Linked DNA regions of Homo sapiens: regions 2, 3 and 4 are each linked to region 1. The links are chromatin loops, found by intact Hi-C in ENCODE. Cell type or tissue: endothelial cell of umbilical vein. All regions are shown on one strand. Links, peaks and the distances in the headings refer to the core of each region. The heading gives the core; the rest is flanking DNA. Region 1 overlaps TK2 (thymidine kinase 2). Region 2 overlaps CMTM2 (CKLF like MARVEL transmembrane domain containing 2). Region 3 holds the start of CMTM1 (CKLF like MARVEL transmembrane domain containing 1). Region 4 has its middle 8.5 kb from the start of CDH5.

Region 1 (7,876 bases), core at 1,400-6,399:
AGCGACTCAGCAGCACAAAGCCATGGGAGAGGCACCGGGGGAATGTGAGGCTGCGAACAGCAAAGGGCTTGGCAAACCCATTGGTCCCGTTTGTCATTTACCCACGAGGGCCAGAGACGCATGACAAAGACACTAGCAAAGGAGATGAGACCATTAGGAAAATCAAGCTGGCCAGACACAAAGCCCTCCTGGGAGCAAGTTTTTCCAGATTGCTCCCAATAGCTAACTTGGCAGCAGCAGGCATTTTTCAGACATGAGCCATAGACCTTTTGCCTCCTATGGGCAATGCTTCCGATTCTCTGGAGTTAATATTCGATCCCGATTTTGTTCAAAGAGTTCTAACATCCTCTCCATGTGGTGGTCAGCCTCAATCACCTGGAAATTAGACACATGGGTCACAAGGCTGCACTGACCTCAGCAGCATCCTCCTTTCACAGCTGGAGACAGACAGATGGAAGCAGGCAGCAGGGGGCAGGGAAGGGCACAGAAGGTTGCAGGCAGATAAAAAGGAAGGTTAGAGCCAAATCGCTTTCAGCTCTAGGGCAATCTACATTTCCAATGAGGTTTTCACTTAAGAATGTACTACAAGAGCTAGGTATGGTGGCTCATGTCTATTATCCAAGCACTTTGGGAGGCTGAGACCTGAAGATTACACGAGCCCAGGAGTTTGAGACCAGCCTGGGCAACACAGTGAGACCCTGTAAGCTCATGAATGATTTGTTTTTTTCCCTCATCACTTTCTACCCTCCTTTTTTTCCATAATGAGGGAGAAAAATAAGCTGTACTTATTTAAAAATCTACTACAGTAGGCCGGGTGCAGTGGCTCACGCCTGTGATCCCAGAATTTTGGGAGGCCGAGGCAGGCAGATCACTTGAGGCCAGGAGTTTGAGACCAGCTTGGCCAACGTGGCAAAATCCCATCTCTACGAAAAATATAAAAAATTATCCAGGCATGGTGGCATGCGCCTGTAGTCCCAGCTATTCAGGAGGCTGAGGCAAGAGAATCATTTGAACCCAGGAGGCAGAGGTTGCAGCGAGCCGAGATTGCGTCACTGCATTCCAGTCTGGGCAACAGAGTGAGGCTCTGTCTCAAAAACAAACAAACAAAAAATTACTACAGTAATATCTCACTTTCCGGCAACCTCACTGCCTGCAAGAGCCATAAGCAGAAGTGTTTGAGCCCAAACAGATATTCCTATGGCCACGCACAAAAGCTCATGCACAGCCCTGCCTCACATCCCATCAAACAATGCTCCTATAGCCATGCACCAAAGCTTGCGCACAACCCTGCCTCACAGCCAATCCCATGTTGTATATGTAACCATCTTAGGTTCCCTCCAATCAAGACTCGGAGGGACCCCAGACTCCGCATTTCTTGGGAGCATCTGGGCCACTGCTTATTTGTCTGAGTAAAGAAATCTGGAAACAGCAAACTGGAAAACAAGGAGATGGGGAAGTAAGGAAATGCTGACGGGACAGACACATCAATATCAGTCAGAAATGACACATGGCAGCAAGAGAAAGGAGGATTACTGTAAAAAGTAAACACAGGAACGCAGAGACATTAGTGGGCAGGGCAGACAGTTCCACACACCTCAGCATTCCTAAGGGCATCACTGTGTGACAGCCCAGACCAGACAATGACATTCCTTCTGATGACCTGAGTCACCAAACAAAGGTGAAATGAGGCTCTGTGTCATCCACGGAAGGAGGAAGGTCACATCAGAGGAACTACTATCCCAAATGGTGAAAACTGAGACCCGGGTCTAGAGTCTTCGCTGAAGATGCTGGATCAGTGACAACTGCCAGGTGTGATGGCACTGGCACAGACTGCCTTCCCTCGGGTCTGGCCAACTCACTCTGAGACTCAGCCCAGAAACAGGCACTGGGAGAGAGAGCACCAGCCTTCCCACCTTCCTTCTTCTAAGTTGTCAAACTCTAAAGGACTGTGCCCTCCCCTGTCTGCAAGGTGGCTGACATTCCCCGGGTCACTCCTCTTTCTAGAACAGTCTCGTACCCTGTAAGGGAGTCTTACTTACCAGAACAGGGGCTGCCATGGGGAAAAGGCTGCCTTTGATGAGCCACTCCTCATGGAGATGGTGAATTGCTTCCAGGTATTCCTGCCAGGGAAACACAAGCAGTCTGTCGGGAGTGGACAGAGCAGACCCCACCTACCAAGGGTGTCAAGCAGAGGGGGTCAAAGTAGTCAATGACCATGGGCAGTGACTCAGACAAAGGAACCCTGCAAGAGCAAACCTGGCTCAAGTGGACAGCGGCAGACGCAGCCACACACTCGGTGGCCAGGCTGAGCAAAACAGCACAAGTGTCACCAGCCACCCTGCTCTGCTCCACTGGGGGTTCGTGGGCACAAACACTGGCCCTTCCCCTGGCGCCTGAATCAAAGCCAAGGCAAAAGGCAGGACCCCCTCCCCCTCCCCCTCTCCCTCTCCCCTTTGCACGGTTTCCCTCTGATGCCCAGCCGAGGCTGGACTGTACTGCCGCCAACTCGACTCACTGCAACCTCCCTGCCTGATTCTCCTGCCTCAGCCTGCCAAGTGCCTGGGATTGCAGGCGCGCACCGCCATGCCTGACTGGTTTTCGTATTTTTTGGTGGAGACGGGGTTTCGCTGTGTTGGCCGGGCTGGTCTCCAGCTCCTAACCGCGAGTGATCCGCCAGCCTCGGCCTCCCGAGGTGCCGGGATTGCAGACGGAGTCTGGTTCACTCAGTGCTCAATGTTGCCCAGGCTGGAGTGCAGTGGCGTGATCTCGGCTCGCTACAACCTCCACCTCCCAGCCGCCTGCCTTGGCCTCCCAAAGTGCCGAGATTGCAGCCTCTGCCCGGCTGCCACCCCGTCTAGGAAGTGAGGAGTGTCTCTGCCTGGCCGCCCATCGTCTAGGATGTGAGGACCCCTCTGCCCGGCCGCTCAGTCTGGGAAGTGAGGAGCCCCTCTGCCCGGCCACCACCCCGTCTGGGAGGTGTACCCAATAGCTCATTGAGAACGGGCCATGATGACGATGGCGGTTTTGTCTAATAGAAAAGGGGGAAATGTGGGGAAAAGAAAGATCAGATTGTTACTGTGTCTGTGTAGAAAGAAGTAGACATAGGAGACTCCATTTTGTTCTGTACTAAGAAAAATTCTTCTGCCTTGGGATGCTGTTAGTCTATAACCTTACCCCCAACCCCGTGCTCTCTGAAACGTGTGCTGTGTCCACTAAGGGTTAAATGGATTAAGGGCGATGCAAGATGTGCTTTGTTAAACAGATGCTTGAAGGTAGCATACTCATTAAGAGTCATCACCATTCCCTAATCTCAAGTACCCAGGGACACAAACACTGCGGAAGGCGGCAGGGCCCTCTGCCTAGGAAAACCAGAGACCTTTGTTCACATGTTTATCTGCTGACCTTCCCTCCACTATTGTCCTATGACCCTGCCAAATCCCCCTCTCCGAGAAACACCCAAGAATGATCAATAAATACTAAAAAAAAAAAAAAAGGCAGGACCCACACCTGGCTTCTCCCATTTACTGCCACTTTTGCAGCAGCAGGGCCTCAGTTCCTTCAGGCAGGGGCCCAGCCCTGGGCAGCCTCTAAACCCTCCGCTCTGTCTTGCCACCAAGAGGACTGTGACCCTCACCCATTGCCCTTCTACCCCCTCAACAACTCGTAACCTATAGACCCTCCAGACTATAAAGACCACCAACTGCAGAAAGCCTGATGCAGCGGAGCCCAAGGGAAAAGGGGCACAGGCCCTCCTGAGCCATGGGGCCTGCATGCCAGGCAGAGCAGATACTCGTGCTCTCCCAGGCACAGAGTGGGATGGCTCCTCACACAGATTCCACTCGCCATCCCAGAGGCTCGCGTGTCAACTCTGCAGCAGCCTTTACATCTCCTGCCCAGCTCTCCCTTGGCAATAGGAGCCAGATGTGTCCCATGGACCTGGTCAAACCCTTAAGACAATGGCTTGGATCACGGCTTGGACGGCCCCCAGGCTTGGGGAGCATCTGGGTCACTGCACAGAGCTGCTGTGCGCATCACAGCATGGTCCAGCCTGGCCCCATTCCACCACATTCCATCTTCCTAGCATTCTTGTCTCCAAGATTTCAAAGGAGCTGCCCAGAGTGACGCCTGGGCCCTCGTGGCAGGAATGCATCGTGCTGGCACCAAGGAAAAACAAGGCTGAGCAGGATTTCAGGAGTTGGATAGGCTTCCCAGGGCCCCCAGTCCAGCCTATCCTGAGCTCAGAGCCCCTGACACCCCACTGAATGCTTGCCCAGCCTCTGTCTCCCTCCAGTGGCAGCTTCTCACATGGGACATTCAGTTCAATACTAACTGAGCAACTACTAGGCACCAGGCCCCAAGGCACATGCAGAGGACACGGAGGGAATAAGACCCAATCTTAAAAAGCTCACATTAGTGAGGGATGGGGAACAAAGGTATAAACAAATAGTGTCAGTATGCTGTCCTAAGGCCCATGATCACAGAAAGCCAGGGGGTGGGTTTGGGGGGGGTTACAATGGAAGGAAGGTCAGGGGTGGCTTCCTGGAGGAGGTGACATCTGAGTAACACTTTAAAGACAAAGGAAACGACTGTGCAAAGGCACATTTGCATAACTCCACTGTGTATGTGGTTGTTTGTGTGTGGCCACAACTAGTTCCTTATAGCCAGAGCATAGAAAGTAGGGAATGGAGGATGATAACGCCAGAGAGGCAGTTGGGGCCGGGTCATAAGCCGTATTACAAAGTGGGGACTGCATTCTAGCCAGCAGCAAGGCACTGAAAGGTTCTGGGCTGGGAAATTGCACGAGTGGTGATGAGTATTGGAAATATCAGCCGGGCGGCAGCCTGGAGGCCAGATTTTGAAGGGAGATGCAAGGAGGGAAGGGCCAGGGCGAGATGCACAGCCCGGGCCTATACTGGCAGAGTCCCCATGAGAGTCAGTGTGGCCTGAGCAGAACTCAGAAGGGCATGGCATCTCTCCAGTGGGCAAACACCACTAAGCATGAGCACCGCCTCCGTGCCGGGCACTGTGCTAAGCACTAGGGATGCAGCAGTGAACAAGAGGGCTGGGTCCTGCCCTCCTGGAACTCGCATTCTAGGGAGGACACAGAGAGCACAAGGCCAGGCAATCTTCAGGAGGCAGAACAGACAAGCCCTGGTGCTGCCAAGATGGGGAGGGGCAGGTGGGGAGGGGAGGGGAACGCCTCCAAGCAGGAGGGTTGCCAAACTGTGAGTCAGCGACCACAGGAAGCCAAGCAGATCTGGACATCCACGTGGGTCTCTGGCCAAACAGGAAGTCAGAGTTCACCCTCTGATACACTTGGTTCCTGTTCTCTCTCTGCAAACAAGGGCACAATGATCTCATGGGGGTGGGGCCGGGAGAGGAAGCCGGGTTGGACAGAGGTGGTTTCCCAGTTTGTCTTTAACCAAGTCAAAGAGGCCTCTTACCAGCGGAATGACCTTCTCCTCTTCCCTGCATCTCTTCTTTAACCTCTGGTAACAAGTCTCAGGATTGGTCCGAAGGTAAACTGAGGTTAAAAGAATACGTGGCTCTCAGGACTCTGCTCATGGCTTGGAAGCAAAGCAGGCACACAGGCAAAGGCGGGAGGAAGGTCTGCACAGCTCGAGCAGGAAGCAGGGAGGGCCAGCTCTTGGCTTGACCACTGACCCTCCGCCTCGACTTTCATTCTCTTTCAGTGTCAGCGGCCCCGTGGGGTCGTTTTGAGGCTGAATGGGATTCTGTTCATAGACAGAGCTCAAAACAGGCCTCACACCCAGCAGGTCTCAGTGAATGTTCAGGCTCTGTCCTTCCTGTTCCTTTGCAAACTAGAAAAACCCATCAGATCACAGTGGATTTGGGTCTGAAAGTAGCTGAGCCAGGGAGGGAAGTTTAAAGAACAAAGGCCAGGGTTCTTCTCCATGAGAGACCAGAAGTCCCGAATTCTGTCTGCCCTCAGGGAGAAAGCTGAACTCCCATGGGGAAGGAACTGCCAAGGGCAAGTGCCTCACCCACTGCCCCCAAGGGTTGGGGCCCAGCCAAGCACATCCTCAAGGGACCCAGGAGAGAGACAAGAGAGGGAGGTGGGAGGGGTGCATCTCACCTATCAAATCAACAGACACGTCCATGTTCCTCAAGATCCAGTCAAACCATTCCGACAGAACTACATAGTCCACTTCTGGCATCTTCCCACTGCAATGAGAGTTGTAAGGGCTTATTCACCTAAGAGAAAACTTCTGGGCTATGCAATTCCCCCAAAAGGATCTTGAGACGGCTCTCAATGAAAGGAGTCACCAAGGGTACCAGGGCACAGTGTGATCCGTGCAATACTGGACATGCAGTGACAAGGACCCTAAGCATTCCCGACCTCCTGCTGCCTGGGAGCGGCTTATGGCACAATGCTGCAAGGGCCATGGCACGGAGTGATGGGAGAATTCACTTGGGATTGGAACTCTAAGCAGAGAAAGGGACTTTAAAGCTTGTACCCTGAGAACAGAGACAGTGCTCAGGTTAGGCAATGAATCAGCAAACCAATTTCACTTCTAGAAATTTATTTTGTGGACCAGGGTGGTGGCTTATGCCTGTAATCCCAGCACTTTGGGAGGGTGAGGTGGGAGGATCACTTGAGGCCAGAAGTTCAAGATCTGCCTGGGCAACATGGAAAGACCCCCATCTCTACAAAAACTACAAAAAAATTAACTAGGGGTGGTGGCGCATGCCTATGGTCCTAGCTACTCGGGAAACTGAGGCAGGTGGATCACTTGAGCCCAGGGGTTTAAGGCTGTAGTGGGTCATGATCATGCCACTGCACTCCAGCCTGGGCAACAGAGTGAGACCCCTGACTCAAACAAAACAAAAAAATTTATTTTGTGAAAATAATCATGATGCTCACCGCGGCACTGTTTAAACCAATAAAAAACTAAATCTTGGTAAATCTATATAACAGAAAATTCACGCAGTAACTGAAGGATGATATTGTAAAATAATATTTAATGGCATGGAAAAATTTCAAATCTAATGTTCAGTGAAAGCAACAGGATCTAAAACTGTGTATATCCCAACCACATTTCCAAAAGTATTCACCAATGCATCTTGGAAAGGTGGGAAAGAAAAATATCAAAATGTAAAAAGTGCTTTTCTCAAGCTGCAGGACTACATGAGACTTTTCTTTTTTTCTTTATACCTTTTTGTATTTTCCAAATTTTAACAACACATTACTTCTCAAATCAGCAGTGGGAGTTGGGGAGCATTACTACATATTTTAGTTTTTATTTATTTTTTTTTTTTATTTTTTGAGACGTAGTGTCGCTCTGTCGCCCAGGCTGGAGTGCAGTAGTGTGATCTTGGCTCACTGCAAGCTCCGCCCCCCAGGTTCACGCCATTCTCCTGCCTCAGCCTCCCGAGTAGCTGGGACTACAGGCACCCGCCACCACGCCGGGCTAATTTTTTGTATTTTTAGTAGAGACAGGGTTTCACCGTGTTAGCCAGGATGGTCTATTTTTTATTTTTTTAAGACAGAGTTTCACTCTGTCGCCCAGGCTGGAGTGCAGTGGCGTGATCTCAGCTCACAGCAATCTCCGCCTCCTAGGTTCAAGCGATTCTCCTGCCTCAGCCTCCTGAGTAGCTGGGACTACAGGTGTGCGCCACCATGCCTGGCTAATTTTTGTATTTTTAGTAGACACGGGGTTTCACTATGTTGGCCAGGCTGGTCTCGAACTCCTGACCTCAAATGATCCACCCGCCTCGGCCTCCCAAAGTGCTGGGATTACAGGCATGAGCCACTGCGCCCGGCCTACTACACATTTTAAATGTTAACTTTAAAAGAAAGAAAAAAAGGCAAGAAAGTGGGAAGGAAGAACGAGCCAGGGTGAAGGAGAAATCT
Region 2 (7,876 bases), core at 1,411-6,410, 74 kb after region 1:
CTTGTTTTCAAAGAGGCCTAAAGGGGACGTTGGCAAGACGTTAACATCTGTTAAATGTCAGTGGCTCCTGGCCTGGTGGAGGTGGGAGTCGGGGATAGGATGTTCTATTATTTTCTGGGCATTTGAAATGTATCAAAATTCAAAACATTAAAAAGGAAAAGGCCTGAAACAAAGTGGCCAGGAAAGGACAACAGCAGGAAATGGCACTATAGAAACCAAGGGGGATGGCAGGTGTCTTCCAGCGCTGCAGGATCAGCTGCTTCTCACCCCATCCTCTAGGCCCAGGAGAAATGCGGGAGGAAGCCAGCCTGCTATGGCCATGGTTTGGCCAGCTCTGAGAAGTTTGGCAATGCCTTGTCACTAGCAGGAGGGAAATGCGTATATGGTATGGGGAGGGCGAGACTGAAGTCACAGGGGATGGGCAGGAGGGTTGAGGAAGGAAGAGGTGGTGCTGCCTTGCAAAGAGGGGAAGGGGTCTAGGAAGTCAGGCCGAGGGCAGGGGGTTGCAGAAGAAGCTGCCAGGCTCCCAGTGAGATGCTAGAGTCCATCAGAGCCAGTGCAGCCCACCCAGACTCCAGAGAGGGGAGCTGGTCCTGGGAGCTGAAAGGCGGTGGTGGGGTCCTTAAGAGGGACATCATGACGTTTTATAGTTGTGTATTTATTTAAATGTGTATTGGCTGGGCGCTGTGGCCCACACCTGTAATCGTAGCACTTTGGGAGGCCGAGGAAGGCAGATCGCTTGAGTCCAGGAGTTCGAGACCAGCCTGGATAACATGGTGAAACCCCGTCTCTACTAAAAATACACACAAAAAAAAAATTAGGCAGGCTTGGTGGCACACACCTGTAGTCGCAGCTGCTCAGGAGGCAGAGGTGGGAGAATCACCTGAGCCTGAGGAGGTCGAGGCTGCAGTGAGCAGAAATTGTGCCACTGCACTCCAGCCTGCATAATCGGAGTAAGACCCTGTCTCAAAAAGTAGAAAATAAAAATAATAAATGAGTATTAGTGGGAGGAGACATAGGCAGAAACCAAATGTGTGATTTCACAGAGAGATGGTAGAAGAGGGGGCTGGTGACTTCACAGGCTTCAGCACGAGGGCATTTTAGCATCCTGGACTTTTTAGGTTTCAATTTAAAAAGCCCAGCTGGAGGGCCACAGATATGTCCACCTAGCCCGGTGTGTGTTTATCTTTATGCATACATTTTAAAATCAGGTGGAAATTTGCAAATCATTCCTTTGGAGGAAGCTAGCCAGGGTGCAGTGTTTGTTGATGGGGACCCTGGCTTTGGCTGAGGCTGACTAACCTCTCCACCTTCAGGACCTCTTCAACGACCTGATTGCTTGTGCGTTCCTTGTGGGAGCCGTGGTCTTTGCTGTGAGAAGTCGGCGATCCATGAATCTCCACTACTTACTTGCTGTGGTGAGTCTTTCCATGCTGGGCCTTGCATTTGCTCTGAATTCACTTCTTTTGGAGGATGGGTGTTGTCCTCTGTTTAAGGAAAGGGCTTCTTTATTTTCCACAAAAGTCTTGGGATCAAAGCAAAGTTTAAAAGTTAAGTAGGCCGGGTGCAGTGGTTCATGCCTATAATCCCAGCACTTTGGGAGGCCGAGGCGGGCGGATCACCTGAGGTCAGGAGTTTGAGACCAGCCTGGCCAACATGGTGAAATACAAAAACACAAAATTTACAAAATTTAGTAGAAAATGTATTTTCTACTAAAAATACAAAAATTAGCCAGGCATGGTGGCACATGCCTGTAATCCCAGCAACTTGGGAGGCTGAGGCAGGAGAATCGCTTAAATCCAGGAGGCAGAGGTTGCAGCGAGCAGAGATTGCAGCACTGCACTCCACCCCGGACGACGGAGCGAGACTTCGTCTCAAAGGAAAAAAAAAAAAAGTAAAGTAGACAGATGTTTCCAACGGAACCACCATTTAAATAAAGATGATGTCCGGGGAGCCAGCCCAAGTTCCTTCCTGTAGCTGCCGACCCCAGAGCAAACAGTCCCACTCTGGCTGGGTTTCAAGAGAGAAAAGAAACAGAGATGAGATGGCAGGACGGGGGAGTGGAGAAGGCAAAGGCTGAGGGAGTAGGCACGCTCCTAGCCTCTCAGAGATGGTTGACATTTGAGGGGACATGGGGGATGTGTGAAACAGCACCCCCTGATGAATGAGAAACCAGGAGGGAAACTCACCACCTTTGGAATGAAAAGCAAAAGTCATGAGGACCGTTTTGTTTTCCAGATCCTTATTGGTGCGGCTGGAGTTTTTGCTTTTATCGATGTGTGTCTTCAAAGAAACCACTTCAGAGGCAAGAAGGCCAAAAAGCATATGCTGGTTCCTCCTCCAGGAAAGGAAAAAGGACCCCAGCAGGGCAAGGGACCAGAACCCGCCAAGCCACCAGAACCTGGCAAGCCACCAGGGCCAGCAAAGGGAAAGAAATGACTTGGAGGAGGCTCCTGGTGTCTGAAACGGCAGTGTATTTTACAGCAATATGTTTCCACTCTCTTCCTTGTCTTCTTTCTGGAATGGTTTTCTTTTCCATTTTCATTACCACCTTTGCTTGGAAAAGAATGGATTAATGGATTCTAAAAGCCTAAAGTTGATGTAAGCATTATTTTGTTCATTCAGCAAAAGTTACTGACTGTCAGGGTGCAGAGGGCGAGGCCAGGGCAGGGCCTGGGAGCCAAGGCTCCTGAAGTGCTCCCAGGCTACTGGGCACCAAGGGCCTGGGGGACCAGAAGTGTAGGTGTTGCCGGCTAGTGGCCCCAACCAACTGGCAGGGGGCAGGGGGCCAGGGCATGGGGGGCAGAGGAAGACAAGAAACCAGAAAACAAAAGGATCATTTTGTTCACACTGATTATTTTAATTTTACTTTTTTAAAAAAGCATCCAAGCAATTGTTATGAGAAAAATAAGTTTGTTGGCCTTCCTTGCAGTTTAGTTTTTAGGTTGGTTTTGTTTTGTTTTGTTTTGTTTTGTTTTTGTTTTTTGGTGAGACAGAGTTTCACTCTTGTTACCCAGGCTGGAGTGCAACGGTGTGATCTCGGCTCACTGCAACCTCTACCTCCCAGGTTCAAGCAATTCTCCTGCCTCAGCCTCCTTGAGTAGCTGGTATTACAGGCATCTGCCACCACACCTGGCTAATTTTCTGTATCTCTCATACAGATAGGGTTTTACCATGTTGGCCAGGCTGGTCTCGAACTCCTGACCTCAGGTGATCCACCCGCCTCAGCCTCCCAGGGTGCCAGGATTACAGGCGTGAGCCACCATGCCTGGCCTGCAATTTAGTATTGATCCTCACTGAGGTTCACTCCGGTCGAAGTGAGGAGGGCAGGGGGTGTCAACTTCTCAGGGCTCAGGGCCTCCAAGGGCCTGAGTCAGGCTGGCATATGGGCTGAGCAGGGTGGGCACAGGAGGAGTCTAGGGGCTGTTTCCCTCTGGGACCTGGAGTGTCTCCCTCCACTGACAACCTGAGCATAAGGCCTGGAGTCCCCACATGTAGGCCTTGCAGATCTTTCCACCAGAGAAGGCTCTGCTCTCACTGGACAGTCCAGCCATCCTGGCAGGGGAAGGGTTGTCTCCATGAGAGGAAAGCCAGGCCCCAAACTGACCCATGAGGAGCTTGGAAGGGGGTCTGTAGGAGGAAGCATGGAGCCCCGAGCCCAGCCTGGGAGACAAGCTGGGAGGGTTCACTGAGCCTTGGGGACATGATCATGACTTGGGCCAAGGCGATCACTGAAGGCTGTGAGAAGGCCATGTGCTTAGCTGCTGCCGCAAAGGTGTGCCGGAGGAAGGAGGCCCCTGCAGGTCCTTCAGGTGGGGAGACGGGCAGCTGGTGGCCTCTAGGGGTGAAGCCTTGGAACTTGGGGTGGCCCCAGGCTCCTCTACACTTCAAGTCCACTGTCCCCTCTGTAGCCTCACAGCATCCCCTGCAGGCCAGGCAGTGTGAGGCACACCTACCTCTAGCTTTGTAGAGAAAAACTCAAAAATGCACGCTAACCTGCCACATGACCCAGAATTCTTCTCCTGTATATTTAGCCAAGATTAATGGTATACTAGAATGTTCATAACAGCCAAAAACTAGAAAGAGCCACATGTTCAAAAGGAGGTAAATGTGCTACATTCAGAAAACGGAATGCACTACTCAGCAGTAAAAAAAAAAAAAAAAAAAAAAAAAAAAAAAAACTATGAATACAACAACAAGGAAGGATTTCACATAATAGAAACATACCATATGATTCCATTTCTAAGCAGTTCAAGAATAGGCAAAAATACAGTGAAAGAAAACAGTGGTTGCTTGGGGATTGATTATGTAACCCAAAAAGTATCAGACACAGGCCACAATTGATTTAGAAGTTTATTTTGGCCAGGTCCAGTGGCTCATGCCTGTAATCTCAGCACTTTGGGAGGCCGAGGTGGGCAGATCGCTTGGGCCCAGGAGTTTGAGACCAGCCTGTACAACATGGCGAAACCCCGTCTCTACTAAAAATACAAAAATTCACCGGGCGTGGTGGCACGCACCTGTAGTCCCAGCTACTCTGGGGGCTGAGGCAGAAGAATCGCTTGAACCCTGGAGGTGGAGGTTGCAGTGAGCTGAGATCGCGCCACTTGCACTCCAGCCTGGGCGACAGAGCAAGACTCTGTCTCAAAAAAAAAAAAAAAAAAAAAAGTGCCACAGTTAAGGACAATGCCTCAGAAACAGGTCTGTGCCTTTCTCCAAATCATCCAAATGTGATTTTGAGGGCTTCAACATTTAAAGGGAAAAGCGGGCTGAAAGGGAAAGAGAAAGTGTGTAGTCACGTTACTGAAACCACAAGTTGCAAGAGAAAAGGAGCAGGTAGGGGAACAGCGAGTGATGCCTTCTTCTGGCGCTCAGTAAATTGGCATTTGACATAAGATGAACATAGAGCAGCTACCTGTGGGGATATTTCACTTTTCGTCTGTAGCTCTCCGCTTAGGGACAAAAGGAAAGGCGGCTTCTTGCATGACTCAGCTCTCAGCTTAATTTTTTTCTTTTGGCACAGTGAATCGGGGTCCTGAGTATTTTATTTTCCTTTCACATTTCCAAAGAGACATAAGTGAGCTTTTGTGGGTACCAGAACTTTCATCTATTCATTGGAGGAGCTGGTCACACAGGTGTACACATTTGTCAAAACATTCAATAGTATACTTAAGATCTGTGCATTTCATTGTATATAAGTTTTACCTAACAAAGGAAGCTAAATATGACTTATGCTCAGAATCCTGTGGAAAAGTGTGAACTTTCCTAAACGAATTTGGTCACTCCTCTCAACTCCTGGGGTAATACTTGTGAGCAGGCAGGGTTTCTGCGAATCCCAGGATATAATGAGCCTGAAGTGGGGGCTGGGCTGGGGCTGAGCGAGACTTCAGGTGTCATGCTAAGAAGAGGACCCCAGGACAGCGACATGGGCTGTAGGAAGATGCCCCTTCAGAACAGAACTACATCAGGTAAGTACTTGTCTGGAGCGGGGAATGGCCTGGGTGTGGGGCATGTCACTTACACATCTGGTTGAAATGCAGATTCAGCAAAAAGCCTAATTAATTAATACACACAGAATAAAAATGGATGCTGTGTCCCTCAAACAAAAGAGACTCAAAAAGGGCAACCAGCAAACAAGAGTTCTTGGGGTAGGAGTGTGGGAAACTACAACAAAGATTTTGAATTTTTGTTGTTGCTGTTGTTGTTGTTGAGACAGAGTCTCATTCTGTCGCCCAGGCTGGAGTGCAGTGGCGCGATCTCGGCTTGCTGCAACCTCCACCTCCCCGGTTCAAGCGACTGTCCTGCCTCAGCCTCCCAAGTACCTGGGATTACAGGTGCCTGCCACCATGCCTGTCTAATTTTTTTAGTATTTTTAGTAGAAACGGGGTTTCACCATGTTGTCCAGGCTGCTTTCGAACTCCTGACCTCAAGCGATCCACTCGCCTCAACCTCCCAGAATGCTGGGATTACAGCGTGAGCCACTGCATCCAGCCAAGATTTTAAAATTTAACAGAGGGGTTGAATAATAGAATAGACATAATTTAAGATGGCAATTCATGATTTGAAAAATAAAGGAAATCTAGAAAATCAAACAAAAAGGCAGACTTTCTTTTTTGGAAAAAAGACACAGAGGACAAATCTAGGAGGATTTATCCAACAACCATCTCAAAGGAGTCACAGAAGGTGAGAAAATCTTAAACAGAAAAAAATTTTCAGTTAAAACTAAAATCTTATAGAAAGGACCCACCAAGGCCAGGTGTGGTGGCTCACGCCTATAATCCCAGCACTTTGGGAAGCCGAGGCAGGTGGATCCCTTGAGCTCAGGAGTTAGAGATCAGCCTGGCCAACATGGCAAAACCCTGTCTCTACAAAAAACAAAAAAATTAGCCGGGCATACTGGTGTGTGCCTGTAGTCCCAGCTATTCCAGAGGTTGAAGTGGGAAAATCAATCACTTGAGGCTGAGAGGTCGAGGCTGCAGTGAACCAAGATTGCACCACTGCACCCTAGCCTGGGTGACAAAGCAAGACCCTGTTTCAAAAAAAAAAAAAAGAAGAAGAAAGGGAGAGAGAGAAAGAAAAAAAGAAAGAGAGGGAGAAGGAAGGAAGGAAGGAAGGAAGGGGAGGGGAAGGGAAGGGAAGGGAAGGAAGGAGGGAGGGAGGGAGGAAGGAAGGGAGAAAAGGGAAGGGAAGGTAAAGGGAGGGGAGGGGAGGGGAGGGGAGGGAGAGGGCCCACCAAGTGTTGAGCAGGTTTACTGGGAAAGCATCCTCACCTGCCTACACATTTCTCGGTGAAGTATCAGAATTCTAAAGATTAAGAGAAAATCCTAAAAGCTGAGAGACACAGAGAGAGAACACAAAGATGACACTGACAAGAGAAAAACCAAACATCAGAGTCCACTCCAGATATTAGAAAACAATGGAGCTGGGCTGGGCACGGTGGCTCACGCCTGTAATCCCAGCACTTTGGGAGGCCAAGGCAGGTGGATCACGAGGTCAGGAGTTCGAGACCAGCCTGGTCAATATGGTAAAACCCTGTCTCTACTACAAAATACAAAAATTAGCCTAGCGTGGTGGCGTGTGTGTGTAATCCCAGCTACTCGGGAGACTGAGGCAGGAGAATTGGTTGAATCTAGGAGGCGGAGGTTGCAGTGAGCCAAGATCGTGCCACTGCACTCAGGCCTGGGCGACAAGAGTGAAACTCCATCTCAAAAAAAAAAAAAAAAATTTAAAGTGAAAATGTAAGTGGTTTTTAGTACATTCACAATGTTGTGCAACCACCACTTCTATCTAGTTCCAAAACATTTCTATAACTTCATTCCTTTTTTATGGCTGAATAATATTCCATTTTATGGCTGTATCACTTTTTCTTTTTAAGAGACAGGGTTTCACTTTGTTGCCAGGGGGTTTCCTGACCTCAAGTGATCCACCCACCTCAGCCTCCCCAAGTGCTGGGATTACAGGTGTGAGCCACTGTGCCCAGCCCATAATGTTGATATTTGAAAACTTATTGAAATTGTTTTTTGTCCTAACATATGGCCTGTCCTAGAGAATGTTCCATGTGCACTTAAGAAGAATGTGTATTCTGTCATCAGGTGGAGTGTTAGGTGGCCTAGTTTCTGTCTTTTAATAGAAAAATTGATTTAGGCCAGGTGTGGTGGCTCACACCTGTAATCCCAGCACTTTGGGAGGCCGAGGCAGGCAGATCACGAGATCCGGAGATCGAGACCATCCTGGCCAACGTGGTGAAACCCCATCTCTACTAAAAACACAAAAATTAGCCAGGCATGGTGGCACGTGCCTGTAATCCCAGCTACTCAGGAGTCTGAGGCAGGAGAATCGCTCAAACCCAGGAGGCGGAGGTTGCAGTGAGCTGAGATCG
Region 3 (7,876 bases), core at 1,878-6,877, 54 kb after region 1:
TTTCAGAGCCCACACTGCTTTATTATTTTTCTGCTCACTTAAATTATCTTTTCTCTTTCTATAGGCAAGTATTTAGAAAACTTAGCAATGAGGAGAATAAGATGATCTCTGAAGTCTCTCCATGTTAGTATTAGATGAAGCACAGGGAGCAATCCGAGTACCCTAGCAAGAGAGGAATCTGGTGGGCAGACCACTTAAAACTTGTGTGAATGACAGGAGTGGGGACCATGGTTAGGGCAGTGACACTTGTCTTTCTTTCCAGGTGTTTGCACTTGTGACAGCAGTATGCTGTCTTGCCGACGGGGCCCTTATTTACCGGAAGCTTCTGTTCAATCCCAGCGGTCCTTACCAGAAAAAGCCTGTGCATGAAAAAAAAGAAGTTTTGTAATTTTATATTACTTTTTAGTTTGATACTAAGTATTAAACATATTTCTGTATTCTTCCACATATTTTCTGCAGTTATTTTAACTCAGTATAGGAGCTAGAGGAAGAGATTTCCGAAGTCTGCACCCCGCGCAGAGCACTACTGTAACTTCCAAGGGAGCGCTGGGAGCAGCGGGATCGGGTTTTCCGGCACCCGGGCCTGGGTGGCAGGGAAGAATGTGCCGGGATCCGCCTCAGGGATCTTTGAATCTCTTTACTGCCTGGCTGGCCGGCAGCTCCGAGGTGTGGGGTTGCAGAGATTTTGAGTTCTCGGGCTAGGCGGTGGCATTGCACCCCCTGTGGCAATGAGGGTGGCTGAAGGGCTCGGCTTGTCGGTGGGGCAGCGAGAGCCGGGTGCACGCGCCGGGGAGGTAGCCAACAGCCGTTGGGACGCGACGCTGGTTCCCAGGGGAGAGCCAGCCGCTGCCGCGGCACTGGTTCAGACGGCCAGGCCCTAGGGACCCACCATGGATCCTGAACACGCCAAACCTGAGTCATCCGAGGCACCTTCAGGGAACTTGAAACAACCGGAGACTGCCGCAGCCCTGGCAAGTAGCGGCAGCGTAGTGAGTTCTGTACCCAAGGCACAGCGCAACATCTCAGCGAAGACCGCACCCCGGAAGCACCCCGCAGTCTCAATTCGCAGTGCGCAGTCCGCAGCCGCCGCACGTCCCCAAGGCAGTGAGGGCACCGCACCCTCAAGGAAAGCCACCACACGCCCACCCCCAAAGCCCACACTCCCACCCCCCACGCCCTCTGCACACACTGAATCCAAACTCTTAAATGAGATGGCGATCAAAGAGCGCGTGGAGGGCCGAGCCAAAGTCCCGTACAAATTCAGGGACAGCCTCAAACGTTTCTCCTTCTCGCCCACTGGAATGTTGAAGATCCTGAGACTGGTGAGCGGAGAGCTGGTGAGACCTAGCTGGGCGGATGTGGCCGGCAGTGGCCTCGGGGAAATGCCCACGGGGTGCCAGCTCCAGAAACCTTCCATAATTCACTTTGCCACTCACCTTTGTTTTGCCTCACCTTTCCTCCCCACCACCCCCTGCTCCCCACACACTAAACCTTTCCTACTAAACTTGCCTCTTTTTTTCCCTATTTTTTCTTTTTTTTTTTTTTTTATTATACTTTAACTTACGGGGTACATGTGTAGAACGTGCAGTTTTGTTACATAGGTATATACGCGCCATGGTGGTTTGCTGCACCCATCAACTCGTCACCTACATTAGGTATTTCTCCTAATGCTATCCCTCCCCTAGTCCCCCACTCCCTACAGGCCCCAGTGTGTGATGTTCCCCTCCCTGTGTCCATGTGTTCTCGTTGTTCAACTCTCACTTATGAGTGAGAACATGCAGTGTTTGGTTTTCTGTTCTTGCGTTAGTTTGCTGAGAATAATGGTTTCCAGCTTCATCCATGTCCCCGCAAAGGACATGAACTCATCCTTTTTTATGGCTGCATAGTATTCCATGGTGTATATGTGCCACATTTTCTTTATCCAGTCTATCATTGATGGACATTTGGGTTGGTTCAGTTTCCTCTCACAAAGGAAATTAGGGAAGCAATGAAGATAATAGGAATTTATAAGTTAGGAAACAAAAATAATAGAATCAGTCAATACAAGAGCTGTCGTTTGAAAGTCCTATTAAATTGATAAGCCATTGGCCAACCAAGAAAAAAAGGGGGAAGAAAAGACATATATTTAAAATTAGAAACCAGAAGGGGAAAATAATCACAAACATCAGCAAAACTGAAAGGATCTACAGGAGTACCTTGCAAAATAGATGTGAATAATTGGATGAAATGGTTGATTTTCCAGAATAATGTAAATCACCAAAACTGATCCCAGAATAGGGAAAAATCTAAACAGGGCAATATAAACATAGAAGAAAATGAGAATTTTAGCAAATGAGTATCTTTCAAAAATGTATCAGGCCCAGACCTTTTTACAAGTTAACTCTTTCAAGCCTTCATGGGATATAATTCTGACACTACTCTAACTTTGTCAAAGAATAGAGAAAGAAGAAATAACTTCTGAACTATCTTTACACAATCAGTATAATACTGATAGGAAAACTTGACTGAGTTCAGAAAAAGAAAACGAAGTAGAGATCTCACTTGCATCAGAACAAAATGTCAATCTATTAGCAGATAATATTCATCAGTATTTTTTGAAAATACAATACCACAAGAAAGAAACAGGATGATTCAATATTAAGATTCTATTAAAATAATTCACTGTATTAGAAGTAAAAGTGAAAATGAGATTATATCTATCACATTATAAAAAATTAGGAGATTATGTCACAGAACATGTGACAAAATTCAACATTTGTCCCTGATTGCCAAGAAGGGAGACCAGTAAGATAGGAGTATATAAATATTCCATTGACATTGTAAAAATAAACATTTCAAACTAAGAGTCAGCATATTTAATTAAATATCAGAAGTATTATTTATTAAATGAGGGGAAAAATGATGCCTACACCATGAGTCAATTTTTTCTGAAACCACTAGTCATCATAATTAGGAATGGGAAATAATATTTGAAAAGAGGTGGCCAGGCGCAGTGACTCACATCTGTAATCCCAGCACTTTGGGAGGCCAAGGTAGGCAGATAACCTCAGTCAGGAGTTCAAGACCAGCCTGGCCAATATGGTGAAACCCCGTCTCTACTAAAAATTCAAAAATTAGCCAGTCTTAGTGACACGCGCCTGTAGTCCCAGCTACTCGGGAGGCTGCGGCAGGAGAATTGTTCGAACCCAGGAAGCAGAGGTTGCAGTGAGCTGAGATCACACCACTGCACTCCAGCCTGAGCGACAGAGCAAGACTGTCTCAAAAAAAAAAAAAAAGGAGGTAAAATATATGCTTTCTTTCAGCTAATGTAATTGCATATCTAGAAAAAAACAAATCAACTGGAAACAATTTAGAGCAAGATGATTTAGTCAGGTGACTCGTTATTGTGTTAATAAATAAAAGCTTTCCTAGACAAATAACCACTTAAAATATAAGAAAATATTTCTGTTTACAACAGTCATCAAAAATGATCAAATATCTAAAAATAAGTGAAATGTGATACACATATGGGAAGAAAACTTTAAAACTCTCCTGAGAGATATTTTTTAAAAACCACTAAAATAACTGGAAAGATATATTTTGTTCTTGAGAAAAACTAAATTCTGTAATTTTTCCAAATTATAAGTAAGTATTTCATTTAGAAATCCCAACTAAAATGCCAACAGGCTTAGTCTGGGGAACTTGACCAACACAAACATGGGAGACATAAACAGTCTGAGAATGAGTAAGAAGAGGAAGACTAGGTGAAACAATAACTCAGTATAGAGTGAATTGTCTATAACTTAGAGTACTAGAGAAGGAAGCACCAATTCAATGGAAGAGAACAGTCTCAAGAGACCGAACTACATCTGAGAATTTAGTATACAATAAAGGTTGGATTTCAGATCAATAGGGATAATACTGGCATTTCCCAATAAATGATGTTGAGATAATCAGCAGCTGTTTGGAAAGAAAGAAAACTGAGGCTCTTCCTCACTGTTTCTACCAAAATCAATGTATATGTACTTTACCAGTATATATACAGACTTCTTTCTAGTATGAAATATAAACTGTTAATAGTGGTTACTTTTAAGGAGAGAGACTAAGGTTGGGTTGGGGGAAGAGAAAGAAATTGGTATTATTTTATCCTTCTATACTGTGTGCTTTTTTTATTATTTTCATGTATTTCATTTCTTCAAAATGTAAGAAATGTTAAAAATGTATGTGCAAAACAATACAGGCCACTGTACTGTGATATAATCAGATTTACATTCTGACAATGTAGATTTTTTTAAATCATGCATTAAAACAAATCCTGTTTCTTTTATTGCAGAGTCTTATCTTAGGAGCATTAGCTTGTTTCATCATCACCCAAGCCAATGAGTCATTTATAACAATCACAAGTCTGGAAATCTGCATTGTCGTTTTTTTTATTCTAATATATGTGCTAACCCTTCACCACTTGCTGACCTATTTACATTGGCCCTTACTTGTAAGTGTTCATTTTTACAATTCTTCAAATCCAAGCTTTGCCCTCAGCCCCAGAGTAAGGGCTCTCCTTAAGTGAAAACAACGGAGCTATCTCTCTAGACAAGGACATAGCTGAGCTGTGACAGTTAGGGTGTTGCCCTGGTCCAGAAGGATTCCTTGAACCCTTGTGCCTGCAGGACAGCCAACACACCGCTGCTCCAGCCCTGAGTGTAAAACCCCTCATTATGGCACTAGACACATGGTACTTTTCAGCTTGTCCTAAAAAAATATATATACTTAGTATATAAAGTAGGTAAGCACATTTCTCAGCCATTGCTTGTACAACAGTGCATGCTTCTACTTTGCAGAGAGCACTCTGATTATAAACATTCTCCCCAAAAGCAAAAGTTGATATGATGGCATTGTAGAAAATTGCCGTGCATACACTTAAAGATTGTAGTCAACCTGTGTGTGTGTGTTAGGGTCCATATCACAAAGAGGTGCCGGACTATCCAGAAAAAGACATTACAGAGCCTTCTTTAATAGCTTTTCCCAGACTTTCACATTCTTTGCCAACTGAACAATTGCTAAAGCTAACCCCTCAGGTCTCAGACTAGAGAGGCAGTACGGTTTTGTCCAGAGGCAGCCATAGGCCCAGATTCTGGTCCTGCCACCTTACTAGCTATGTAACCTTTAGCCTCAGTTTCCCCATTTAAGAAATACAGAGAAGGAAAAGTATGATAATAACTACCTCATAGGGTTCCTGAAACATTTAAATGTGTGCAAAGCCAATAACATAGTATGTGACACAAATTAAATATTCTAATGTCCAAAAAGAACAGCCACCCATCAGACCCATCAGATAGCTGGGTGGCGTTTGCCATTCTGTCTTGCGCTGTGAACAATCCTAATTCAGAGCTTAGGCCTCTTCCACATCCCACTTCCTTATAGAACATTTTTCTAACCTTAAAGTCAGAATGTTCCTTTTGAGCTAAAACTCAAACATTGTCTTCAAATCTGTGAGAGATTTTCTCAAAGGCTGCTGAGCTCTCTCTGTCCCACAGAATGCCGAGTACAGGAAGCAGACAAAGCAAATATGAGCAACTTTAATTGAACATGTGGAAGACCCTTTTAGTTATGGAGAGGTTTCTCAGGGGAAACTCAAATCTCTGTCCGTGGAAATTTTCAAGAAGGGAAGGTAAAGTAACCATTTTTGAGCATATACCATGTGCCAGATACTTTTTCATGTCACCTTATTTAATCCTCACAACAACCCAGTGAGGTTATGGTCACCCCTCACCCCTCATTTAACAGATGAGAAAATTGGATTAAAGACATTCAGTTGCCAATTGAATTCAATTCAGTAGCCATATGTAGGTGCCAGAAACTCAGATATGCACCCAGGTCTATCTGACTCTAAAGCCCAGACTCTTTGCAGACTTTACAACCTATTATCTTGTGATGGTTTTCTATCTCCATTCTCCATTAAGGTAAGAAACTCAGTGAAACTATGTCTTTATGTCCTCCTCAGCTTCTCTAAATTTTATCTCTGTATCTTGTTTCCTCATGCTTTTCTTAAAATACAGCACCAAAGGTGAATTGGTTATCCTGGTGGGTGTACACAGGCCCTTGGGGGTGGGTGACTGATGGCTCCACAGCACCATCAGCTGTGGTCAGGAGGATCAGAGCCCTCTGAGAAATGGACTCATGCAGGCTGGGTCCACACATAAAGCTGGAGAGGGCCAGGAGACATCATACTTTGCTGTAGGGTTCAGTGGTAATGCCCAAGAAGTATCCCAGACAAAGGTAAGAACTAGGATCTCCTGAGCATGAACCGTGAGTGTCCTATGAGAGAACCTGTTCTCACAGTGGTCACAGGAAGTTCAGCCCAGCTCTTGCAGGGTTACAGGCCTTTGGTCAACTCCAATAAAGCCAGGCCCCCTTGCTGTGTCTGTCTTAAGTGACAGTATCCTCTTTTTTGGGGATGACTGGGAGCCCAGAGGTGATTCGGAGCCCCTGTCCTTTCCTGCTACTGTCCTCGAGAGCATGGGCCAGACCTAGCACAGCACAGGATATGCCTTGTGAGCTCCCAGGAGCTTCATGGTGGGGAAACTCTCTGTTACCAAGATGGTTGCCCAGTTATTCTGATGTTCAGTTCACACTAGCAGGACACATACTGAGCAACCACACAGTTGGTCAGATGGTAAGTGATTTAATTAACTTGGAAGTTTTTGAAAAAGACTCATCAAAACAGGACCCAAATTGTGTTCTCTTCTCCTATCCAGTCCCTTCCTTTCAAATGTGCTCTTTCAGATTCTGTGAGATGAAGGATGTGTACCTACACAATTTTTCAGAGGGGCAAGTAGCTACACTGGGAGGCCTTGGCACAGTAGGGAATGTGCTAGTTTTGTGAGGGTATTGGTGCTAGGAGGTGATGACTTGGCACTTCAGAAGGTAGGCAGGCTTAGAATCAAGCTTCAGGAGTCACTTGGGACCTTATGATAAGGTCAGTGCAGGAAGCCACAGAACACACGGTCAATTTCATACTAGAACTGTTTGAGTCGGGCTCTGCACAGCTTCAGAGGCTTGCCCACAGCTGAGAGTGCCCAGCATGCAGCTACCACTTCCTTTCAGCCCTTCCCTCCAGGCAAGAAGGCTTGGCTCCCAGGAGGTATGGGATTAGGGTAAGGAGTACTGACTTTAAGTGGCGATTTCTAACTTAAAGGCTCATAAAAGGATAGAGTTCCTTATTTCCCTATTCCGATTATTGTTTGAAAAAGGGGTGAGGGTAAAAGTCTCCACCAGGGAGACAGACTGTGATACATCAGGGCTTGGACTCAGCAGGGAAGCCCCAAAGAGAACTTACTGCAGATACAGGTGACCTGCTCAGATCTGTGGGCTCTGGGACCATATTTTGTCAAGGCCGCCTCCTCTGGACAGAGGATGGACCCATACTCAGTCTCTGAGTTGCAGCTGTGAAGGGTGTGCCAGGGACCCTGACACCATGGGAAAGACACAGGTCCTGCTTTCAACCCCTAACCTATGTTAGGGCCTATGAGGTCTCCTCAGATGGGCTCTTGGCGTTCTTGATTCATGTGAACTCACAGAATAAATGTGCCAGCTTCCACAGCACTGGTTTTACCTGCAGACTTGAGAGTGGAATTAAATCAGTAAATAAAGTTAATTTAAAATTTAAACCCATTTTTACCAGCATAAGTCTGCATCAAAGCTAGGAAAAGTACAATTTTCCTCACCCCACACATGCTCTTCATTTTTAGGTTTACCAACTCGCCCCACTCTAGCCTAGTGTCAGGTACCAAGATCGTAAGAAATTATGAATTTGAATTATTGTCTTCTAAATAGCTCATATTTTAAACACTTCTACATCATAAAGAATATAATCCAGCATGGTCAGAGAAACTGAGTT
Region 4 (7,876 bases), core at 981-5,980, 160 kb before region 1:
ATAATTCTCCCTAATGTTTATTGCCTTTCTGCTTATTTATTAGCCAGGCTATGTCAAAATGTATGCTAAATCAATGTTGTAGCACAGCTCAGCTGTGAGGATTGATTTCTTTTATTTAAGGTGAAACAAGTTTAGTTTGGAGCCCAGAGCAAAATTCTAACGTGCTGAAAACATGCTGCCTGGCAAGATTCCTGGGAAGGATTCCTAAGAATCCTCCCAAAAGCTGGAGCCCCTCTGGGAAAGCAGCCTTCAAGGCACATGGTTCCCAAGGTACCACCAGCAAATCCAAGGAGGACAAGAGAGAGGGAAGGTTCAGGGCTGAGTCCCTCCCATGTGCCCAGTAAGAGCAAAACAGAAACCACCACCTCAGCAATGTTGGGGAGGGTATGTGTGTCCTCCCTCCCACTCCCTAGCTCAGATTACTAAATACAGAAACTGAGGCACAGAAGTGTTGAGAAACTCACCCAAGCCACATAGCTAACTCGAGGTCATCTGCCTCTAAATCTACGAGACTTCCCCAAATTGCGTAGCTGTTGAGTTTTTTCTCCCAGAGTAAATTCACTGAGTTTCTGAATCCACATCATAAAATGAATTACCGTAAAGCAAGACACGTTTTCCCGCAGAAACAATGTTAAGATATTCAGCCAGGCTTCCTGACCAATGGCTAGGCGTCCAGTACATCATAAATACGACCAACCCAATGTCATAAATATAAATGTGCAAAAACTATAAATGTCTTAATAATCAGCTGAAAATGTAAACCCTAAATGGTCATGTAAAATTTGTCACAAGTCCTAGAACTCAGAAATATAGTGAGCATATTTGTCATAGAAGAAACCCCAAAGTATTATAAATAAAGCATACATTCCATGTGGAAAAAATATAGTCCTCCCTTATCATAAACTTGACTTTAAAGAAATAAATTGCTAGAGCAGAATTATAGAATTGCAGAGGGAAGAGGGACCTTAAATATTATTTCTTTCTAGACCCTATCTGTTGCTGAGATCCTTACCACAACAGCACTGCCAGTGTTTTCCAGCCTACACTTGAACATCCCCTAAGGATGGGGAGCTCACTACCTCCATGGCTTCCTATTCTACTTTTTTTTCTTTTTCTTTTTCTTTTTTTTTTTTTTTTTTTTCTGAGACAGAGTCTCGCTCAGTCACCCAGGCTGGAGTGCAGTGGTGCGATCTCAGCTCACTGCAACCTCCATCTCCCAGGTTCAAGCAAATCTCCTGCCTCTGCCTCCCGAGTGGCTGGGATTACAGGTGCCTGCCACCACACCTGGTTCATTTTTGTATTTTTAGTAGAGATAGGGTTTCACCATTTTGGCCAGGCTGGTCTCGGACTGCTGACCTCAGGTGATCCGCCCACCTCGGCCTCCCAAAGTGCTGGGATGACAGGCGTAAGCCACCGCGCCCAACCCTGTTCTATTTTAGGTTAAACTTTCCCATAGTTGTTTCCTGTACATTCTCTGCTTGCCCTGAAAGGAATGAACATGGTACCAGCAGGCCCTGAGGGAGGTTCTGAGTTATTTAACCTCTAGGAGCCTCAATTTTCCCATCTGTCAAATAGGGATCAATAATAATACCTATTTCATGCATTGTTGTGAAGGTCAAATAAGGTCGTCCATGTCAGCTATCATTATTTTATTAATACTATTATTATCCCAACCATTGACCAAGTGGTCCTCAGTTTCTCTCATATTTGTCTCCCATCTTTGGGCAGCTGCTTTTGACTTTTTTTTTCCAATCCCAAATACAGGGCCCTCAACTCATCCTTGTAATGTTTCCTATTGATATTTTGAATCATTTCCTCACCCTGACAAGACCTCTGGATCCTGACCCTGTTGTCCAGCCCATCCTCCATCCCATCAGGGTTTAAAGAGCCCATTGATTGGATCAGTAGACAATCGTCTTCATCTAAGTTGATGATAAAGAATGCTGGTCCAGACCAGGCACAATGGCTTACACCTGTAATCTCAACACTAGGAAGCTGGGGTGGGAGAATCAGCTGAGGTCAGGAGTTTGAGACTAGCCTGGGCAACATAGAGAGACCCTGTCTCTACAAAAAATTTAAGAGTTAGCTGAGCATGGTGGTGCACACCTCTCGTACCAGCTACTCAGGAGGCTGAAGTGGGACAACAGCTTGATCCTGAGAGGTCAAGGCTGCCATAAGCCCAGGAGGTTGAGGCTGCAGTGAGCCATGATCACACCGCTGCACTCCAGCCTGGGTGACATTGCAAGACTGTCTCAATAATTAATTCATTCATTAATTTTTTAAAAGAATGCTAGTCTAGATGGGCCTGGAATAGAATCTTGTGGCATACCACTGGAGACCTCCCTTGGGGCCAATGTGTCCCAAACTGTATTCCTTGGAAATTTTTGCCTCCCATGAGATGTGAGTATGTGTTTGGGAATAAAAGAGGCTGCAATCAGATGAGATTGATACACAACAGATGCTAAAACAGCGTTTACATGAAGAAGCAAAGACACGACATCTAATGGTAAGCTTCCAGGCTAGAGGCTTTACCTTCCAATAGTACAAGCCCTTAAATCTCTTTTGTCCACTGAGATTTATTTTTACAAAAGAATTCCACCCTGTGAGTGCCCTGAGCGTAGTCAGTCACTCCCTCCTTTCTCAGACAGCTTTACTTCTCTCCGTGCCCTGCCATGGTGAGAACCCCAAGCACATCAGTCCTGAGACATCCTCTGGCGCCTCTTGTCTGGCCCCACAAGAGCCAGCAGGGTGGGGAGCAGCCATTGGATTTGAGTCATACCTATGGGCTCCTATTTAGACCCTGGGCACAGGCTCCAAGAAGCTGTCCCCCTCCCCCACAGCCACCTCAGTTCCCCCAGTTGGAGGCAAGACCCTCTCCTCGCCCCATCAGCCTCCACAGGAGCTTCTGCCCATGGCCAAGAACAGACCAGCTTGGATCACGAAGGACTGAGCACCTGGAATATTCTGTGCTTCTCCCCTGATGTCTGAAGGCGAGTGCAGCCTCGGGCCTGGCCCACAGTGGCTGATGGTGGAATGAGTCAGTGCCCAAGCAAAGGTGAGCCAGCCCCTGCAGGAAGGTCAAGCTCTCCTGCCCAGGTGAATCCCCCTCATCCCGGATCCCTCTGTGCCTCCCCCTGCCTGGGGACCACACCTCATGCTTCTCCTGGGGTTCATGAGTGAACTCCCAATAGCTCTTAAACACGAAACCCATCTTCATTCCACTGTCCTTCTGAAAGGACACCTTTTGGGAAAATGAACCCAAGTGTCCCAAAAGCATCTGCCTGAGCAACTATGAATGATGGCCTTTCCTCTTCCCACGTGTGTCCTCCAGGAGCCCCGTCTTGCCAAGTCCAGAAGAGGCTCATCTGTTCTCATCGCTAGCCACTAGATGGCGACATCAGGAATTGTTTAATTTTCCAAAGAAAGTTGCTTGGGAAACCACACAGTTCTAAATAAAGCAAAAAGCAATGAATGGGAGGAAGGAGGGGAAGTGGAAAGGCAGGGATTTAGAATTCCCCATCCCTTTACATGGCTATATAACTTGGGCACGCCCTTTAATCTCCCAGAACCTATGCACCTGCAAAATGGAGCTAAGAGAGGTAGCTACCTCCTAAGGTAATGCTGGAAGACCTGGGAGCATATTAACCTCCTGGGGAGCTTTACAAAATAGTGAAGTCAGCCAGGTACAGTGGCTCACGCCTGTAATCCCAGCACTTTGGGAGGCCAAGGTGGGTGGGATCACTTGAGGTCAGGAGTTCGAGACCAGCCTGGCCAGCATAGTGAGACCCCCGTCTCTACTAAAAATACAAAAAATTAGCAGGGTGTGGTGGTGCACACCTGTAAGCCCAGCTACTCGGGAGGCTGAGGCAGGAGAATCGCTTGAACCTGGGAGGCAGAGGTTGCAGTGAGCCGAGATCGTGCCACTGCACTCCAGCCTGGGCGACAGAGCAAGACTCTGTCTCAAAAAAAATAAAATAGTGAAGTCCAGCCCCCACCAGGCCAATTAAATCAGAATCTCTACATGTGCCTTCCCCAGATACTACTTGGATGTGGGGAGGGGAGCTGGCCAGGCAGTTCCAGGGCACAGCCTGAAGTGAGGATCTCTGCTCCAGGGCAGCAGTTCTCAAGCTTGGGCATGCATCAGAATCACTGGAATCTCTTAGTAACACAGATTGCTGGGTCCCACCCCCAGATCTTCTGATTCGGCAGGTCTGGGGTGGTACCCCAGGATTTGCTGATGCTGCTGGTTGAGGCCACACTTTGAGAACCACTGTCTTGCAAAGAAAGAGAGACAGTGGGTAAGCTGATGCATATAGAACACTAGGTTGCTTGAGTCCAGGAGTTCAAGACCAGTCTGGGCAACACAGTGAGGCCCCATCTCTACAAAAAAAATTTTTTTAATTATCCGGGCTTGGTGGTACGTGCCTGTAGTCCCAGCTACTCAGGAGGCTGAGGCAGGAGGATCACTTGAGCCCAGGAGGTTGAGGCTGCAGTGACCCATGATTGCACCACTGCACTCCAGCCTGGGCAACAGAGCAAGACCCTATCACCCTCAACAACTGCCCAGCACAAAAAAAAAAAAAAAAAAAAAAAACAACTAGGCTCCATGCCTGACGCAAAGGAAGCTGTGTGGGTTTTTCCTAACAACAACCAATTGTCCAGTTCTCCAACACCACTTGGGTTTCCAACAATTCAAGCCATTTCTGAGCCTAACTACCCAGAGTTAGTGCAGACTTCACAGGTTAATAAAGGCTTAGACACTAGCCACAAGCAGGGTCACCAAGTGAGCCACGCTTCTGCCTGCCCAACTACAACTTCGGGGGTTGCCCGCAGCCCTCCTTCGGATTCGATAATTTGTTAGAATGACTCATAGAACCCAGAGAAGGGCTTTACTTTTGATTACTCATGTATTACAAAGGATACAACTTAGGAACAGCCGAATGGAAGCGCTGCATGGGGCAAGACGCAGGGGTGGAGCCCAGAGCTTCTGTGCCCTCTCTCAGAATGGAAGAGGCATCCAAGTTTACAAAGCACTTGGAGAAATGTTACTCATGTGACCCACTCCGGCTGCCTGTGAGTTCAGAAGAACATGGCAAGGTACGACCTTTTCACAAAGGAGAAAACTGAGACAAAAAGCACTGGTGAGCAGTCAGCGGCAGAGCATGGGATCAGAAAACTGGGGCTTCTGGTTCCAAGCCCACTGCTCTTACCACTGTGCCCCTCTTCCCTGGAGAACCTGACTTGTTAGGACTGTACATAAACCAAGAGTTAACAGGCATGTCTCTGAGCTTTAGCACAGAGGCTGGAAAGATTCCTTCTTTTGGCTGGTCGGAACCTCTCTGTATTCGCTCTTGGTTCTCAGTGGCATGGCAGGTGGGTGAAGCTGGAGGATCCTCGAGGTCTCCACCAGCCTGTGCAGTCAGTCCCATCCAATCGGACTTGAGTTTTTCCTAGTAGCTTCCTTCCCCGGGACCAGCTCAGACGCCTCCTCCCCTAGCTGGATTTTGCCCAGGGGACTCGTCTCAGGCCACAGAGTGCAGTGTGCACTGAGGGGTGTGGAGATGGCCTGGAGAAGAGACCCAGACAGGCAGGAGGCAGATGGCCTGGGCTTGCCTGGTTCTGGGCCTGCTGCCACACTGCCCAGCTGAGGGCTGGTGCCAGAGCCGTGTCTGCTTGCCCCATCAAGAGGTGGGAGGGATTGATCCACCTTCCTGCCCCACAGATGGTGCAGCCTCCAACCTATTGTTTTCCAGGACGCTTCGGTGGAGAGCACAAGGAATGTAGGGTCTAGAAACAGGAAGCCCTGGCTTCCGCTGGACAAGGTTTCCTCCAGACTCAGGCCTGCCCTCCAGACAACAAGGCAGGGCCCTTGGTCCCACCCTGCCCTGCCTGGCTCACTGGGCCACCCCAAGGAAGGCCTTGCCCTCTCTGGGCTTCTGCATGTGACGGATACACAGAAGGCTTGGGCAGTGGGGTGACCAATGGCTCCAGACAACGGAGGAGGAGGATGCTGCCCAAGGCCTCAACCTGACTGCACCTCTCAGCCCACTCATGCACCACGAACACAGCACATGTGGTCACATCCATGTGGATGCCTTACACACTCCATGCGTGTTCTTACATACTTATGTGTAGCCACATGGTTGCCAAACACCGTGCACATGCCATGCCCATGCTAACACACTCACATGTATACACGGTCGTCCTCACACACTCACAGGTGCCCCCACCATTAACGTGTCTGTGGCATCACTGTCATGACAAACATGCATTGAGCACCTACTGTATACCAGAGACTATTCTATGCACTTTACATGCATCTTCTCAGTTAGTCCTTTCAGCAACCCTGGGAGGAAGGCACGCCATCATTCCCATTTTACAGAAGGGAAAACTGAGGCACCAAAGGCCATGTGGCTGGTCCAGGATCAGCCAGACCATAAGTAGCAGATGTGCCCCAGCATGTAACCACAGGGCACCACTTTCTCTCCACCCCTGGGAGCCCCACTTCCGTAACAGCCTTTTCAGGATGTTGTGAGAAAAAAGTGAGAAACATCTGGGGAAGTGCTCTGGGCAGCCTCCTCCCTCCCAGGGGCTGCGGCAAGGTATTGTTCTCACTGTCGGGAATTCAAACCCCGTTCAATCGGCCTTTCCTGGCCAAAGAGAGGCTGCACTTAGCCTTTTCCTCACCCAGCTCCAGTGGCTGCATCCTGAGCCGCCATCCCTTGCGGTTCCCCAGCCAGTGGCCTCTCCCTGGCCTGACCACAGCCCACAGGAGGTGGCCCCGCCAGCAGGCAGCTGCATGGGGACACGGTGCACTGGACAGGGGGCGCCTCTCCTAAAATCCAGGGATCCTTGGGTCCCTGGCCTGCATGAGGCCCCCAGCGGTGCCCTGCCTGAGCTCCTCAGTGTGGTGTGACAGGCCCTCTACCACCTGGCCTCCTCCCCAGCCAGTCCCTCTTCCCCTCTCAGCACCTCAGTGCTCCCCTACCCCTTGGAATGTCTTCTCCTTCCCTAAGAGGCCTCCTTGCCTTTGACCCTGCCAATTCTGCTGTCTGCAGAGCCCTTCCCGTGCTCCGCCTTTGGTGACCTCCTGCTCATGCTTTCAGATCAGCTTGGGGACCCAGTCCTCCGGCAGCTCCCAGGCCACCTCCTCCGGGCACCCTCATCTCAGGGTGCACACCTCTGTCACCAACCCAGCCCCACCCAGTGTGGTTCATGCATGTCTTGGTGTCTGTCTCTCCCACCAGACTGGGGCACATCAAAGACAAGGACCCAGCCCAAGTCACCTCCACGTCTCCATGCCTAGCACAGGGCTAGGAAAAGCCTGAGCACCAAATGTATTTTTTAAATAACAAAGGAACATAAAACATTGGTGAACAATGGCAAGTTATCAGAAGAAGGGTGGTGCTATAGAATGAGCATTGAACTGGGATATAAACAGGAATATAAGGGTTGAAATCCTGGCTCTGCTACTCAGACACTGTGTGACCTTGAGCAAGTTACTCAGCCTCTCTGAGCCTCAGCTCTTTCATCAGGGAAATGGGAATACAAATAGCACTTACATCTTTCAGGGCTATTGCAAAGCATCATTACATGAGAAAATGGAGATGGAATGCATAGACAGAATGTGGCAAAGGCTTCGCGGGGATAAGATGCTTGTCAGAATAGGAGTCTGGAAGCTGCATGGGGGCCGGCACGTTTGATCTGAGCACTGATGGGCTGGGAGATTTGGGTTGCAGAAGGAGGAAGGAAAGCATGGGGGAGGACAGCATGGGAAAGGCTCAAAGAGGGAAGCCTCAGATTGGATCTCGAGTATTCAGCAAGGTTCAGCAGACACACACAAGCCTGGTGTGAACCGGGCAGTGCCACACTGGGC

Evidence for each region. A loop is a pair of places that touch in the nucleus more often than their neighbours do. Peaks named below come from ENCODE experiments on the same cell type or tissue, not always from the same donor. Only the 100,000 strongest peaks of a DNase experiment are listed, where the experiment ranks them.
Region 2: it touches region 1 in a loop (3-fold over the local background); 13 of 110 quality-filtered maps call a loop at or near these places.
Region 3: a loop joins it to region 1, with 3 times the contacts of the local background. A loop is called at or near these places in 49 of 110 quality-filtered maps.
Region 4: it touches region 1 in a loop (7-fold over the local background); 3 of 110 quality-filtered maps call a loop at or near these places.

Annotation. Positions count from the first base shown.
Region 1 is chr16:66,511,692-66,519,567 of GRCh38, forward strand. TK2 (thymidine kinase 2) reads right to left here. Exons shown (of 10, transcript NM_004614.5): 7 at 6,098-6,186; 8 at 5,445-5,524; 9 at 2,040-2,120; 10 at 1-375. The coding sequence ends at 277. Among named protein-coding and RNA genes, the nearest start is that of TK2, 34 kb to the right of the region's middle. RefSeq lists enhancers at 1-562, 563-1,538. In endothelial cell of umbilical vein, for the core only: a CTCF peak has its summit at 4,250 (motif pointing left); DNase peaks (open chromatin) are centred at 4,300, 4,610 and 5,250; H3K27ac peaks cover 3,407 bases.
Region 2 is chr16:66,585,681-66,593,556 of GRCh38, forward strand. It overlaps CMTM2 (CKLF like MARVEL transmembrane domain containing 2), which reads left to right. Exons shown (of 4, transcript NM_144673.3): 3 at 1,317-1,418; 4 at 2,239-2,595. The coding sequence ends at 2,439. Among named protein-coding and RNA genes, the nearest start is that of CMTM2, 10 kb to the left of the region's middle. In endothelial cell of umbilical vein, for the core only: a CTCF peak has its summit at 3,926 (motif pointing left); a DNase peak (open chromatin) is centred at 3,916.
Region 3 is chr16:66,565,624-66,573,499 of GRCh38, forward strand. The region is part of intron 2 of CKLF-CMTM1 (CKLF-CMTM1 readthrough); the gene reads left to right. CMTM1 (CKLF like MARVEL transmembrane domain containing 1) reads left to right here and starts at 816. Exons shown (of 4, transcript NM_052999.4): 1 at 816-1,322; 2 at 4,313-4,471. The coding sequence starts at 891. It overlaps CKLF (chemokine like factor), which reads left to right. Exons shown (of 4, transcript NM_016951.4): 4 at 263-445. The coding sequence ends at 388. In endothelial cell of umbilical vein, for the core only: no CTCF peak of the experiment used is centred there; DNase peaks (open chromatin) are centred at 2,918, 3,728 and 4,388; H3K27ac peaks cover 2,007 bases.
Region 4 is chr16:66,354,285-66,362,160 of GRCh38, forward strand. No RefSeq gene overlaps it. Among named protein-coding and RNA genes, the nearest start is that of CDH5, 8.5 kb to the right of the region's middle. In endothelial cell of umbilical vein, for the core only: a CTCF peak has its summit at 3,378 (motif pointing right); DNase peaks (open chromatin) are centred at 3,427, 4,917 and 5,767; H3K27ac peaks cover 2,567 bases.